2 separate regions of the Homo sapiens genome follow, and region 2 is linked to region 1. The links are chromatin contacts, found by Hi-C or POLR2A ChIA-PET in ENCODE. All regions are on one chromosome and are shown on one strand. Each heading gives the region's core, a stretch centred on a gene start or an enhancer-like site at or near the end of the contact. The rest is flanking DNA. Distances are from core to core; before and after follow the strand shown. Region 1 holds the start of ERCC4 (ERCC excision repair 4, endonuclease catalytic subunit). Region 2 overlaps PLA2G10 (phospholipase A2 group X).

Evidence for each region. Hi-C counts contacts between places; a loop is a spot of excess contacts on that map. ChIA-PET counts read pairs that join two places held with the same protein, here RNA polymerase II (POLR2A). Pooled maps may share reads with other maps.
Region 2: a pooled map shows a loop between it and region 1 (5-fold over the local background). The contact joins the enhancer-like site here to the promoter of ERCC4 in region 1. A Hi-C loop is called at or near these places in 2 of 50 pooled maps. POLR2A ChIA-PET finds 5 or more read pairs at or near these places in 3 of 52 experiments (A673, AG04449 and activated CD4-positive, alpha-beta memory T cell).

Annotation. Positions count from the first base shown.
Region 1 is chr16:13,918,039-13,925,055 of GRCh38, reverse strand. ERCC4 (ERCC excision repair 4, endonuclease catalytic subunit) reads right to left here and starts at 4,902. Exons shown (of 11, transcript NM_005236.3): 1 at 4,684-4,902; 2 at 2,845-3,025. The coding sequence starts at 4,890. All of the region lies in intron 1 of LOC105371093 (a long non-coding RNA gene), which reads left to right. It overlaps LOC124903647 (a long non-coding RNA gene), which reads left to right and starts at 4,978. Exons shown (of 2, transcript XR_007065001.1): 1 at 4,978-5,377; 2 at 5,473-5,591. It also overlaps the pseudogene RPS26P52. RefSeq lists enhancers at 4,449-4,658, 4,699-5,058, 5,269-5,318.
Region 2 is chr16:14,669,671-14,676,687 of GRCh38, reverse strand. It overlaps PLA2G10 (phospholipase A2 group X), which reads left to right. Exons shown (of 4, transcript NM_003561.3): 4 at 3,939-4,140. The coding sequence ends at 4,081. Among named protein-coding and RNA genes, the nearest start is that of PLA2G10, 21 kb to the left of the region's middle. Within about 2 kb of position 4,032, at least 6 of the 41 ENCODE cell types and tissues checked have a DNase peak (open chromatin) inside an H3K27ac peak, as active enhancers do.

The sequences.
Region 1 (7,017 bases), core at 3,653-6,152:
GGAGGCCGAAGGTTCCAAATCATGTGTAAAATCATGTTATTCCTATTTAGTCACACCAACTCAAGACACTCCTTTTTCAAAAAATAAAAATAATAGAAGCAGGTTAGGTTTTTGGGAGGAGTTTTAGCTCCACAAAAGCCTACTTTAGTTTTTTTTGTTCCTATGACATTTTGTACCCATACTGTACTATAACTACTTCTTTACTTGTCTCCTCCATTAAACTGCCCGAGAACAGGAACATCGTAACACCAACAGGCAGAGATCACAGAGATCATAGAATGCTGACTATGTGCCATGCTACCAAGTATTTTACATATAAGCATTTCATTTCACCCTGACAATCCTAGGAGGAAGGTACTATCTTTATCACCAATGTACGGGTGAGTAAGCTGAGGCATAGAGAAATTAAGAAACTTGCCTAAAAATACACAGCTGGTGCAAGATGAAGATAACTCAAACCCAGAAGCAGTCTAACTCACGAGTTCACCATACTGTCCCATTCATCTGTCTATCTTCAGCACCCTTCCTGCCAAACAAGGGACCCTTAGTGAGTTAAATATTTGTTGAATGAATATAAAGTGGAGGCACAGCACTGGGTACACAAATCAAAAGTGTAACTGAAAAATACATATATATTTCCCAGAAAGTGTGTTCTTAGTTCTGTCTGGAGATGTCAGGGTCAGTTTTGGCAATGAAAGCATCCTCCTGTCCTGTTCTTTTCAAGGTACAACCTCACCAGATATTTATATAGTTCTCCCACGTGTTAGGAGTTCTGGTTAGCAGGGATTCCCAGGGTGGGGTGTGGTGGTAATAATGGGTGGTGACAGGTGAAGAAGTTGGGGCTGGGGGATTCAGCCTTTCCAGAGGGTTACCTGCACTTCACGCACTGCTCTTTGGTCAGTCCTGGGGGATGATCCCAGGGGATGAAAGAATTCAAAAGAATTCATTTTTGGCATTCATTTACATTCCACTCAGCCAAGCATCAGTAACAGCTCCAGCTTCATTATTCGGTGGGCTTTGATCAGAAAGGAGGAGGGAATTTGGCATTTTTCATTAGGAGCTACAGATAAGCCAGACTTCAACGTTGCATAAATTCACATTGCTCTCTGCCTAATTAGGTTGCACTGTAACTGAAAGTCACAGGATATTACTGACACCTAGTGGTAGTTTTAAACACAACAAAAAAATTTTTTTAAATCAATTTAAAAAATAAAGTAAAACCAAGCTTATAAGAAAGCAGCAAACAGTAAAAGACTGGTGTATCAAGATTTCTGGTTACAAAAGGCCAATTTTATTTGGTATGAATTACTAAGAGTTTGTTGTGTACCAGGCACTATACTAAGAAATTATTTTATTAACTTAATCCTTATAATAACTTCAGGAAGCACTGTTTTCTTAATGAGAAAACTGGGGTTAATGAAAATTAAGGAGTTTGCTTTGTAAGCAGGGTGTTAGCATTCAAAACCAGGTGAGCCTATGATACTGTTTATAACAATTATAAAAGTTATAAAAGAGTAACCAAACTTCTTCAGTCGGTTTACCATTGAAGCATTCATTGACACATTTATTTATCAAATTTTTCTTGAGGGTCATCTAGGTTCAGGGCAACATGACAGATACAGTGGGAATAAGATTATGAATTTCAGAGTCTCTCTGCCTCCAGAAGTTCACTAACGATCACAGTACTATATCCATCCATCATTCACCCAACAAATACGTCTTTAGTGCCTACCATGTACCAGTTATTTAGCCTGGGATGAACAACTTGTTCCTTGTGCTTCAGCTTATCTTGTGAGTGAGATAGACAAACACATAAATATAATGTAGTGTTGTGAGCACTATGACTGGGGAGAAATACAGGGTAATATGAGGGCACAGAGGCACAGCCCCTACATTAGCTTTGGGGACATCAGAAAAGGTTTTGAAAGGATAATGAAAATGAATTTCTTTTCTATTTAATTCTAGCTAAAATAATTTTTCCTCAAAATAAGCAAGCAACTACTTGATTTAATTTCAAATAATGCCAAAAAAATCTTAAGGAGGAAAACTAAATATTTTAGGAAATATACAAAGATTATTTATAAACATTTCAAATCTGATTAAGTTCTAAAAGCAAATGCTAACGAATTGCAAGTATTTACTGAATAAGAGCTTAGAAAACAATGAAAAGTTAATCTAACATTTAGTTACTTATTCAGGTCACAGATATTTACTGAGCATCTACAATGTGTCAGGTATCATGCTGAAAGTTGGAAGCATAATGTTGAACAAAAGGATCCAGTAGTGCCCACTAGAAGGTTCTAGTAGAGCGTTCAGCAGAGGAGACAGACAAAAATAAAAATGTAGAAAATACCCTCTCCGGTCCGTGCCTCCAAGATGACAAAGAAAAGAAAGGACAACGGTCATGCCAAAAAGGGCTGCGGCCATGTGCAGCCTATTTGCTGCACGAACTGTGCCTGATGTGTGCCCAAGGATAAAGCCATTAAGAAATTCGTCATTCAAAACACAGTGGAGGCCACAGCAGTCAGGGACATTTCTGAAGCGAGCATCTTCGACGCCTATGTGCTTCCCAAGATGTATGTGAAGCTAAATTACTGTGTGAGTTGTGCAATTCACAACAAAGTAGTCAGGAATCGATCTTGTGAAGCCTGCAAGGACCGAACACCCCCACCCAGATTTAGACCTGTGGGTGCTGCCCCACGACCCCTACCAAAGGTGATGTAGGGAGCTGAGTCCTTCAAGACTGAAGACAGACTATTCTCTGGAGAAAAATAAAATGGAAATTGTACTTAAAAAAAAAAAAGTACAAATTTACATACTAATAATAAGATTTCAAATTCTTACCAGTAATTAAATCTGAAGGTATTCTATCAGTCAAGAAGTCAACCACAAGTATCCTACTTGTCGCAAATATAACACCACCTTGTGTGTAAACTTCATAGCGACTGTTGCTTGTGATTTCATTTGTTACACGGCGAGGGAGGTGTTCAACTCCTTCTATCTTCAGCTGATTGATAAAATACTCCTAAATCAAATCAAACTTGATTAGTAGGCTATTTAATACAGGGCAGTTTTTAATAGGTCACAGATATTTAAAATAATGTGCTGTCTTTCTCTGAGATAATGAACTTAATAATGAATATACACACTAAGTTACTTCTTTATAGTAACTTCAGCCAACCAGTCTACATTTAATGAGGTTTTCTTGTTTTGGGGTTTACACTAAGGAATAATTGCACTTCAGTCATTATCAGCACTCAACTACAATAACATATGCACACACATACAAAACCTCAAACTTTTAAAAGCCTGGATTAAAAGATTTCTGCTACCTAGAAAATACTTCCCACCAAAGCCAGGTTTGTAGCCAAGCACATTCTATGAGATGATAACAAGGGAATCCTTTCCCCAGACAATGTTTTAGACTATCAGTTCTGTGCTAATCTATCCTAGAGGGACTTCATGTCACTGGGTCCCTTGGCTTGGTTTATTTATATCCCCAGTTTAAAACCATCTTTACTAGGCCCTGTGTGTTGCCTTAGGCCCTATGCCAAGCACTGGGGATACCTAGATGAATCAAACAGGATCCCTGCCCTCAAAGAGACTGTGGTCACTCTTCTCAGCTGACATTTTTCTCCCGGCCACCTGATATATCTAGGGGATCATCAGACTTGTCCGACCAAGCTGTGTCCCCTCTCAACACCCCTCAGACCCATGTGTAGCCCCATTCCATCTTTCTCAGTGTTCTCCATTGTCCTTAACTGTAGTTAACCTTTGCCAACATCCTCAGCGTCAAGCTCCAATCCCTTTCTGACCCTATGGCCCTCTTAACACAGCCTTGGTGAATGTCCTATTTCCTGGTCCCTCCTTTTCCCTATTGGGGTTTTTCCAGCGCCTCAGCATCTCCTTTCATGTCTCCCCATCACCCTCAGAGATCTTCCATCCTCATCACTGTTCCCTTTCAGGGACCTTCCTTCTGCCCCCAGAAACTCCCTTAATGGCCAACTTCAGGACTCTCCCGTTATTCCTATCCAGATCCTCCTTCCGACATCTCCCCCTCCCCTGCAGCGACCTCCGATCCTCTCCTACCACTCAGAGCCCCTTCACCTTTCAGTGCCCTTGCACCCATGTCAGGGACCTGCATCCTTCTGGGGACCCCTCCCATCCCTCTTAGTGTTGTCAGGGAATTGCATCCTTCTCGGGACCCCTTCCATCATTCTCACTGTGCCTGCACAGTGTCAGGGACCCGCATCCCCTGGGGACCCCTCCCATTTCTCTTAGTGTTCTTGAACTCTGGTCAAAGACTTGCATCCTTCTTGGGACCCCTCCCTTCCCTCTCAGAGTCCCCGCACAGTGTCAGGGACTGGCATTCCTCTTAGTGTTCTTCAACTCCTGCCAGGGACCTGCAGCCTTCTCGGGGCCCCTCCAATTCTTATCAGTGTCCCCGCACGGTGTGAGCGACCGGTATCCTCCTAGCGACCCCTTACATACGTCTGTGTTCCCGCAGTGTGAGGGACCTGCATCCCCCTGGGGACCCCTGCCATCCTTCTCTGTGTCATCGCGTAGTGTCAGGGGCCTGAATCCCCCTCAGAGCCCCTCCATCCCTGTCAGAGGCCTCGCATCCGCTCAGGAGGCCCTCAACACTCTCGGAGTCCCCTCACTCCCGCGCCAGCGCGGCCGCACCTCCTCGGCCGGCTGCGTGTTGAGCACCAGCACCAGGCAGGCTGGGTGGCAGTGCAGCTGGAGAAAGTGGTAGAGGAGCCGGTCCGCGCCGAGCCCGCGGGCGCACACTACTAGCCCGTCAGTGTCGAGCAGTTCCAGCACCAGCTGTCGCTCGTACTCCAGCAGCGGCGCCATGGCAATCCGTCGAGCCGGCTGCCCTGACTCCATGGAAGCTCTTCCGGGTCGCAGCCGAACGCAGCCGAAGGAAGCCGACTCCTAGTGGAGAGTAGGCCGAACTCAACCGAAGAGAGCCGAGTCCGAGAGGACGGCAGCCAGCCGAACGTAGCCGAGGAGAGCTGAGACTGAGATGATCGTGGGCCGAACGCAGCCGAAGAGGAGCCGAGGCCACGACAGGCGCGCTCTCAGAAAGCCGAAGAGAGCCGAGCCTGAGAAGGCAAGCGTTGGCCGAACTCAGCCGAAGAAGAGCCGAGTGGAGCCGAAGATTCATGGAGTCACCTGTAGGGGCTGGCGCCCCCTGTCGGTGTAGCTTGCAGATATCAGGCTCCATTCACGTCTCTTTTGAGTTTCCACATCCCCTGGCACCCTAGCCTCAAGCTGCCAAAAAGCAAGGGAAGGGGAAGTAAGCCTAAGGAGCTTAATCCCCCGACATCGACAGTTGAAAAAGTTACTGGTCAATATTCCAAATGCGCCAAGAGTTAGTAGCACCTGTTTCCTAGGGTGGTTTTTGGCCCTTCCTTTTGCGATTACTCCCCATCCTTCTTTTAATTTTTTTTTTCTTTCCCGAGACAGGATGTTGATATGTTGCCCAGGCTGGAGTGCAGTGGCTGTGGAATAAGCAGAATCATTTACTGACTTCAGACCTCTGTTTGCCTCCCAAAGACTTCAATACAATAAACTATTTTTAAAAATCCCTCCTTCCACTAGAGGGACACCTCCCGCAGTGTTTGTTCTATACCTAGAAATGCCTGATAGTTGAACTAGTAGAGGAATTGTTTTGTATAGAAACCCCCCACCTTTGTTATTAGAAAATAGAAAATACAAGTAAACAAAAATGAAAATCACTTGTTTCCATTACTTGGAAATAACCACTGTTAACATCACGAAATCTATTTTATTTAGTCCTTTTTTTTCTATCTATATACACATTCTCTCATCACACGGAGTTCTTTTACCGACACGAGATAATTAATATCCCTGATTTAAATCCCCAGCTTTGTCATTAACATTTGGCAAACCTCTGAACATGATGTTTCATATTCTTTTACAAAGTCCTTTTATATGGCTGATGAGATTTCCATTATGTGGGTGTACTTACCTAATTGCTTATTAGAGGACATTTAGTCTGTTTCTGCTTTTTCCCTTCCAGTAATATAAATAATATTTCACTAAACATCTTTGTATGTAAATTCAGCCGTGGCCTTCAGATACACGTCTAGAAATGAATAATCACTGGGATAAAGAGAAAAAAATTTGTAAGGCTTTTCATTCCATTCACATTGCCACATTGCCCTCTAGAAAGCCTATACCAATTCACATTCACACTAGCCGTTTCCAAGAGGATCTGTTCCTCTACCTCTTTACTGCTTAATCTGGTATTTTGCTTACATTTTGTCAAGATGAAAATAGCATATAATTCCTGAATGCTGTTTAAGTGGAAAGGGTTGCCGGCAGACACTTTACATACAGCGTTTCCTCTGAGGCAGATATTAATCTCGTCAGTTCTGCCAGTGAGAAAAATGGAGGTGCAGGGAGGTTATATAACTTGGGCAAGGCCACGGGAGCTAGTTAGTGTATTTCTTAGATCTATTTCAGGACGTGATATGGGGGTACTCAACACATATTTAGGAAATGAAGATTGAAATGACAAAGCTGAAATTCAAACCTGACTCCCAAGCGGTGGTAGGCAGAATATCGGCTTCCCAAAGATGTTCATATCCTAATCCCTGGAGCCTGTAGGTTGTTTTATGTGGCAAAGGGGGGTTTGCAGATGTGAGTATGTTAAGGTTCTTGAGATGGGGGGATTATATGGATTATCCAGGTGGGCTCAATGTATCACAAATGTGCTTATAAGAGAAAGAGAGAGGTAGGAGGGTCAGATTCAGAGATGTGACAGGAGGCCGAGTTCAGAGTGATGTGGAACGGGCACTGAACCAAGGAATGCAGCCCTTACAAGCTGAAAAAGGCAAGGAAATGGATTCTCCCCTAGGGCTCCCGGGAGGACTGCAGCTCTATCCACCCATTTTGGACTTCCGACCCCCAGAACTGGAAGATAATGAATTTGTGTTAAGTCCGTTTGATCAGATGACGTCCCAAGCTGATCAAAACAAAATAAAA
Region 2 (7,017 bases), core at 2,783-5,282, 750 kb before region 1:
TTCTTTTTTGAGAAGGAGTCTTGTTCTGTCACCCAGGTTGGAGTGCAGTGGCGTGATCTTGGCCCCCTGCAACCTCCACCTCCTGGGTTCAAGCGATTCTCCTGCCGTAGCCTCCCAAGTAGCTGGGACTACAGGCATGCGCCACCACGCCTGGCTAATTTTTGTATTTTTAGTAGAGATGGGGTTTCACCATATTGGTGAGGCTGGTCTTGAACTCCTGACCTCGTGATCCGCCCACCTCGGCCTACCAAAGTGCTGGCATTATAGGCGTGAGCCACTGCACCCAGCCACCACATTTTCTTTATCTGCTCATTGGTTGATGGGCACTTAGGTTGGTTCTATATCTTTGCAATTGTGACTGTGCTGTGATAAACAAATGCGCGCACGTCTTTTTGATATAATGATTTATTTTCCTTTGGGTAGATACCTAGTAGTGGGATGGCTAGAAAGAATAGTAGATTTACTTTTCGTTCTTTGAGAAATCTCCATACTGTTTTCCATGGAGGTTGTGCTAACTGATCTTAGCACCAGCAGTCTAAAAGCATTCTTTTTTCATCACATTCAGGTCAATGTCTATTTTGACTTTTCAATAATGGCCATTCTGGCTGGGGTAAGGTAGTATCTCATTGTGGTTTTAATTTGCAGTTCCCCGATGACGAGTTATGTTAAACATTTTTTCATTTGCTGGTCATTTATATATATTTTGAGAAATGTCTATTCATGTCATGTGCCCACTTTTTTTTTTTTTTTTTTTTGAGTCTTGCTCTGTCACCTAGGCTGGAGCGCAGTGACATAACCTCAGCTCCCTGCAACCTCTGCCTCCCGGGTTCAAATGATTCTCCTGCCTCAGCCTCCCAAGTAGCTGGGATTACAGGCATGAGCCACCACACTAGGCTAATTTTTGTATTTTTAGTAGAGACGGGGTTTCACCATGTTGGCTAGGCTGGTCTCGAACTCCTGACCTCATGATCTGCCCACCTTGGCCTCCCAAAGTGCTGGGATTACAGATGTGAGCCATCGTGCCTGGCCATGTGCCCACTTTTTGATGAGGTTTTTTCTTTTCTTCTTGCTGATTTGAGTTTTTTGTAGATTCAGGATATTAGTCCTTTGTCAGATATGTAGTTTGCAAATATTTTCTCCCATTCTGTGGGTTGTCTGTTTACTCTGATGATTACTTCTTTTGCTATGCAGAAGCTTTTTAGTTTAATTAAGTCCTATTTATTTATTTTTGTTTTGTTGCATTTGCTTTTGGGGTCTTAGTCATAAATTCCTTGCCTAGGTCAATGTCCAGGGGAGTTTTTCCAAGGTTTTCTTCTAGAATTCTTATGGTTTCAGGTCTTAGATTTAAGTCTTTAATCCATCTTGAGTTGATGTATATGGTGAGTTTTGTAGATGGTGAGAGATAGGGATCCAGTTTCATTCTTCTACATGCAGCTCTTCAGTTTTCCCAGTACTATTTATTGAATAGGGTGTCATTTCCCCAATTTATGTTTTTGAGTGTTTTTTTTTTTTTTTTGAGATGGAGTTTCACTCTTGTTGCCCAGGCTGGAGTGCAATGGTGCAATCTCAGCTCACTGCAACCTCCTCCTCCCGGGTTCAAGCGATCCTTCTGCCTCAGCTTACCAAGTAGCTGGGATTACAGGCATGTACCACTACGCCCAGCTAATTTTGTATTTTTAGTAGAGACGAGGTTTCTCCATGTTGGTCAGGCTGGTCTCAAACACTGAACCTCAGGTGATCCGCTTGCCTTGGCCTCCCAAAGTGCTGGGATTACAGGCATGAGCCACTACGCCTGGCCTTGAGTGCTTTGTTGAAGATCAGTTAGTTGTACGTGTTTAGCTTTATTTCTGGGTTTTCTATTCTGTTCTGTTGGTCTATGTATCTACTTTTATATTAGTACCATGCTGTTTTGGTTACTATAGCCTTGTAGCATAATTTGAAGCTGGGTAGTGATGCCTACAGATTTTTTCTTCTTTTCTTTTTTTTTTTAGATGGAGTCTCTCTGTCACCCAGGCTGGAGTGCAGGGGGCATGATCTCAGCTCACTGCAACCTCTGCCCCCCAGGTTTAAGTGATTCTCCTGCCTTAGCCTCCCGATCAGCTGGGCTTATAGGCACACACCATCATGCCTGGCTAATTTTTGTATTTTTAGTAGAAATGGGGTTTTACCATGTTGGCCAGGCTGGTCTCGAACTGACCTCAGGTGTTCCACCCACCTCGGCCTTGCAAAGTGCTAGGATTACAGGCGTGAGCCACTGTGCCCAGCCTATTTGGCTCTTTTTTAGTTCCATGTAAATTTTAGGATTGTTTCTTCTAATTATGTGAAAAATGATGTTGGTATTTTGATAGGAATTGCATTGAATCTGTAGATTGCTTTGGGTAGTATGGTCATTTTCATTACATTGATTCTTCCAATCCATGAGCATGGGATGTATTTCCATTTGTTTGTGTCATCTATGATTTCTTTCGGCAGTGTTTTGTAGTTCTGTTTGTAGAGATCTTTCACCTTCCTGCTCAAGTATATTACTAGGTTTGGGGTAGCTATTTTCCTTTTTTTTTTTCCAGCTATTATAAAAGGGACTGAGTTCTTGATTTCATTCTCAGCTTAGTCCTTATTGATGTATAGCAGTGCTACTGGTTTGTAACCTGAGACTTTATTGAATTCATTGGTCAAATCTAGGAGTCTTTTGGAGGAGTCTCTAGGATTTTCTAGGTATATGATTGTATCATTGGCAGAGGTAGTTTGATTTCCTCTTTTCCCATTTGGATGCCCTTTATTTCTTTCTCTTTCCTGACTGCTCTGGCTAGGACTTCCAATACTTTGCTGAATAGAAGTGGTGAGAGTGGGCATCCTTGTCTTGTTCCAGCTCTTGGGGGAATGAATGCTTTCAACTCATCCCCATTCAGTATGATGTGGGCTATGGGTTTGTCATCTATCACTTTTATTATTTTGAGGTATGTTCCTTCTATGCCTAGTATATTGAGGAGAAGTATGTTTCTTTAAAAAAAATATTATTATGGGCTGAGAGTGGTGGCTCGTGCCTGTAATCCCAGTACTTTGGGAGGCTGAGGCAGGTGGATCACTTGAGCTCAGGAGTTCAAGACCAGCCTGGCAATATGGCAAAACCCCATCTCTACTAAAAATACAAAAATTAGCTGGGCATGGTGGTGGGCCTGTAGTCCCAGCCACATGGGAGGCTGAGGTGGGAGAATGGCTTGAGTCCAGGAGGCGGAGGCTGCAGTGAGCCACAACCTTGCCACTACACTCCAGCCTGGGTGACAGAGACAGACCTTATCTCAAAAAATAAATAATTACTATTATTATTTTTAAATAAAGGAATCCCCAAATGAAGTCGTGTAATATCAGGCCAGGCATGGTGGCTCACGCCTGTAATCCCAGCACTTTCGGAGGCCGAGGTAGGTGGATCACCTGAGGTCAGGAGTTCGAGACCATCCTGGCCAACACGACGAAACCCTGTCTCCACTAAAAATACAAAAAAAATTAGCTCGGTGTGGTGGCCTGTGCCTTTAGTCCCAGCTACTTGGGATGCTGAGGCAGGAGAATCACTTGAACCCGGGAGGCGGAGGCTGCAGTGAGCTGAGATCATACCACTGCACTCCAGCCTGGGCGACAGAGCAAGCCCCCATCTCAGAAAAAAAAAAAAAAAAAAAGAAAAGAAAAAAGAAATCGTGTAATATTGATGCAGAAGAGCAGTATGGCAGACTTTGGACTCTCCATTTGAAACTTTCAATTTCCTTTTCTGTAAAATGGGGCTGACATCACCTGCTTCCTGGGGAGCCCTGCAGATGGAGATCACGTGGTGGGCTGTCAAGTGTCTCAGAAATGTAATTTATGACCCGTCCTGCCTCTTGCTTTACTGGTTTCCCTTGAGTCTCTCCAGGTCCCTGCTCTAATCTCAGTTTCCCCACTTCTTCCAGGACCGGCAGAGAACAAATGCCAAGAACTGTTGTGCAAGTGTGACCAGGAGATTGCTAACTGCTTAGCCCAAACTGAGTACAACTTAAAGTACCTCTTCTACCCCCAGTTCCTATGTGAGCCGGACTCGCCCAAGTGTGACTGACTACCTTGACTTGAAATGCTCTTTTGCACAAGGAAATAAAGCGTCCTCTCAGTAATGAACAACAGCATTCAGTTATTTGCAGAAGGGAACCGAAGCCAAGTGATAAAGCCACAACCTTGTGTTTGCTTTCCCTCCCAATCCCAGAACTCAGGACTGGAGCCCATGTGGTTTGCAGTTAAAGGCCAAAAGTCCTGCACCTATTTTATAAAACTATGACTGTGTTTATCACTGTGTTGGGGTCGGTTCCATTTTTGAGGTTCCATCTTTATGAAAAGATAACCTGTCTTCTAACCTGCTTGGATGGCTGGTAGTCAAATGTGAACGAACACCTACCGTGTGCCTGGCCATGTTCTATGTTCTAGGCTGCAGCAATCAACAAGATGGCCATACAACACCCACCCGGTGAAGTTCAAGTCCAGTAGCTGTTAGCTTAAGAAAGAGTATTCCCTTATCCCACTACACCTTAAAATGTATTTGCTGTCCTGCAGCGTTGGCTCATTTCTGTAAGCCCAGCACAATGATTACAAAAGTGGTACATACTTGTTGCTTCTTAAAAAAATGAAAGTGCAGAGAAATATAGAGCAGAAAGAAAAATCACTCCAATTCCCACAATTCAGAATAATCTGTTAGGATCTATAGTTTTAAAAATGTAGTTCAAGGCCGGGTGCTGTGGCTCACGCTTGTAATCCTAGCACTTTGCGAGGCCAAGGCACGTGAATCACAAGGTCAGGAGTTCGAGACCAGCCTGACCAACATGGTGAAACCCCGTCTCTACTAAAAATACAAAAATTAGCCAGGCGTGGTGGCACGCGCCTGTAATCCCAGCTACTCAGGAGGCTGAGGCAGGACAATCACTTGAACCCAGGAGGTGGAGGTTGCAGTGAGCAGAGATTGTGCCACTGCACTCCAGCCTGGGCGACAGAACAAGACTCTATCTCAAAAAAAAAAAAAAAAAAAAAAAAAAAAGGGTAGTTCAGATTATACTGTATGATGTTTATAAACTTTTCTCCATGTCATAAAAAATCTTTGGAAACTTCATTTAAAATGTCTGTGTTAGGGTTGGATGAGGTGGCTCATGCCTATAATCTCAATACTTTGGGAGGCTAAGGAGGGAGGACTACATGAGGACATGAGTTCAAGACCAGCCTGGGCAACAGAGCAAGACTCTATCTGTATAAAACAAAAAAAATTAGTAAGGCATGGTGGCATGCACCTGTTGTCCCAGCTACTCGGGAGGCCGAAGAGGGAAGATAACTTGTGCCTAGGAGTTCAAAGTTGCAGTGAGCTATGATTACATCACTGTACTCCAGTCTGGGCAACAGAACAGGACCTTGACGCAAATAAATAAATAAATAAATATCTGTATTAGATACCATTTTATAGATTGACAGTTTTTGGATATTGGAGCTATTTTCTGTTTCCATTAGTTGCTTGATGAGGATGCTTGTAAATAAATCTTCACCACTCCCTTCCCCATAACCTATTCCTTAGCCCAGATTTGCAGAAATGGCATTTTTGGATCAAAGGATCTGAATATTTTTTGAGACAGGGTCTCCCGCTATCACCTAGGCTGGAGTGCAGTGGTGCAACCTCAGCTCATTGCAGCCTCGACCTCCTGGGCTCAGGCAAATCTCACTTCAGCCTCCCAGGTAGCTAGGACTACAGGTGCGTACACTCACATCTGGCTAGTTTTTTTATTTTTAGTAGAGATGAGGTTTCCACATGTTGTCTAGGTTGGTCTCGAACTCCTGGGCTCAAGTGATCTGCCCACTTCAGCCTCCCAAAGTGTTAGGATTACAGGTGCGAGCCACCACACCCAGCCGGGTCTGAGTATTTTATTTTTATTTTGCATTTTTCGGAGACAGAGTCTCACTGTGTCGCCCAGGCTGGAGTGCAGTGGGGCAATCTCGGCTCACTGCAACCTTTGCCTCCCGCGTTCAAGCGATTCTCCTGCCTCAGCCTTCCGAGTAGTTGGGATTACAGGTACTGCCACCACACCCAGCTAATTTTTTGTATTTTTTCCCCCTGAGATGGAGTCCTGCCCTGTCGCCCAGAGCTGGAGTGCAATGGTGTGATATCGGCTCACTGCAACCTCCACCTCCTGGGTTCAAGCAATTCTCCTTCCTCAGCCTCCCAAGTAGCTGGGATTACAGGCACACGCCACCACACCTGGCTAATTTTTGTATTTTTATTAGAGATGGGGTTTCACCATGTTGGCCAGGCTGGTCTCGAACTCCTGACCTTGTGATCCACCCTGCCTTGGCCTCCCAAAATGCTGGGATTACAGGTGTGAGCCACTGTGCCCTGCCAATTTTTTGTACTTTTAGTAGAGATGGGGTTTCACCATGTTGGTCAGGGTGGTCTTGAACTCCTGACCTCAGATAATCCACCCACCTCGGCCTCCCAAAGTGCTAGGATTACAGGCATGAGCCACTGCATCCAGCCTGGACTATTTTAAGACACCCCCTTTAGATGTACCCATCCTGCTATGATTGGTAAGAAGAGGTAGAGGCAGCCTGTGGCCCCTGATCTGAGTGTGCCCGTCCCTCCTGCTGGTGATAAGGAGTAAGGTCCTGCCCAGCCTGTTTGCTCTACGCCATGGCTTTGCCCCAGTCCCTGAGCAAATCTGGGTATTACTCATCTTTGAAGCAGGGTGTGGGAGCAGGTGGCGACAATGTGAGAGGCCATGGGGTGGAGGTGGATGGCCCAGGCCCAGCTCTGCCAAAGCCAGCCAGCGCCAACTTGGTGTTTTGCCAGCCATCCTCCATCTATTCACCTGTAAAGGATACTGGCAACCCCTGGGTGGCATGAGACCAGGGATATGCAAACACTGCCATGTGAGTGTCCATGGGAGGTCACAAGCATTAAATAGGTAAAGTCAAGCAACCCTGGGGCTTGATGTGCAAACACGAGCAGGAAAAAACCCATTTTCCCTT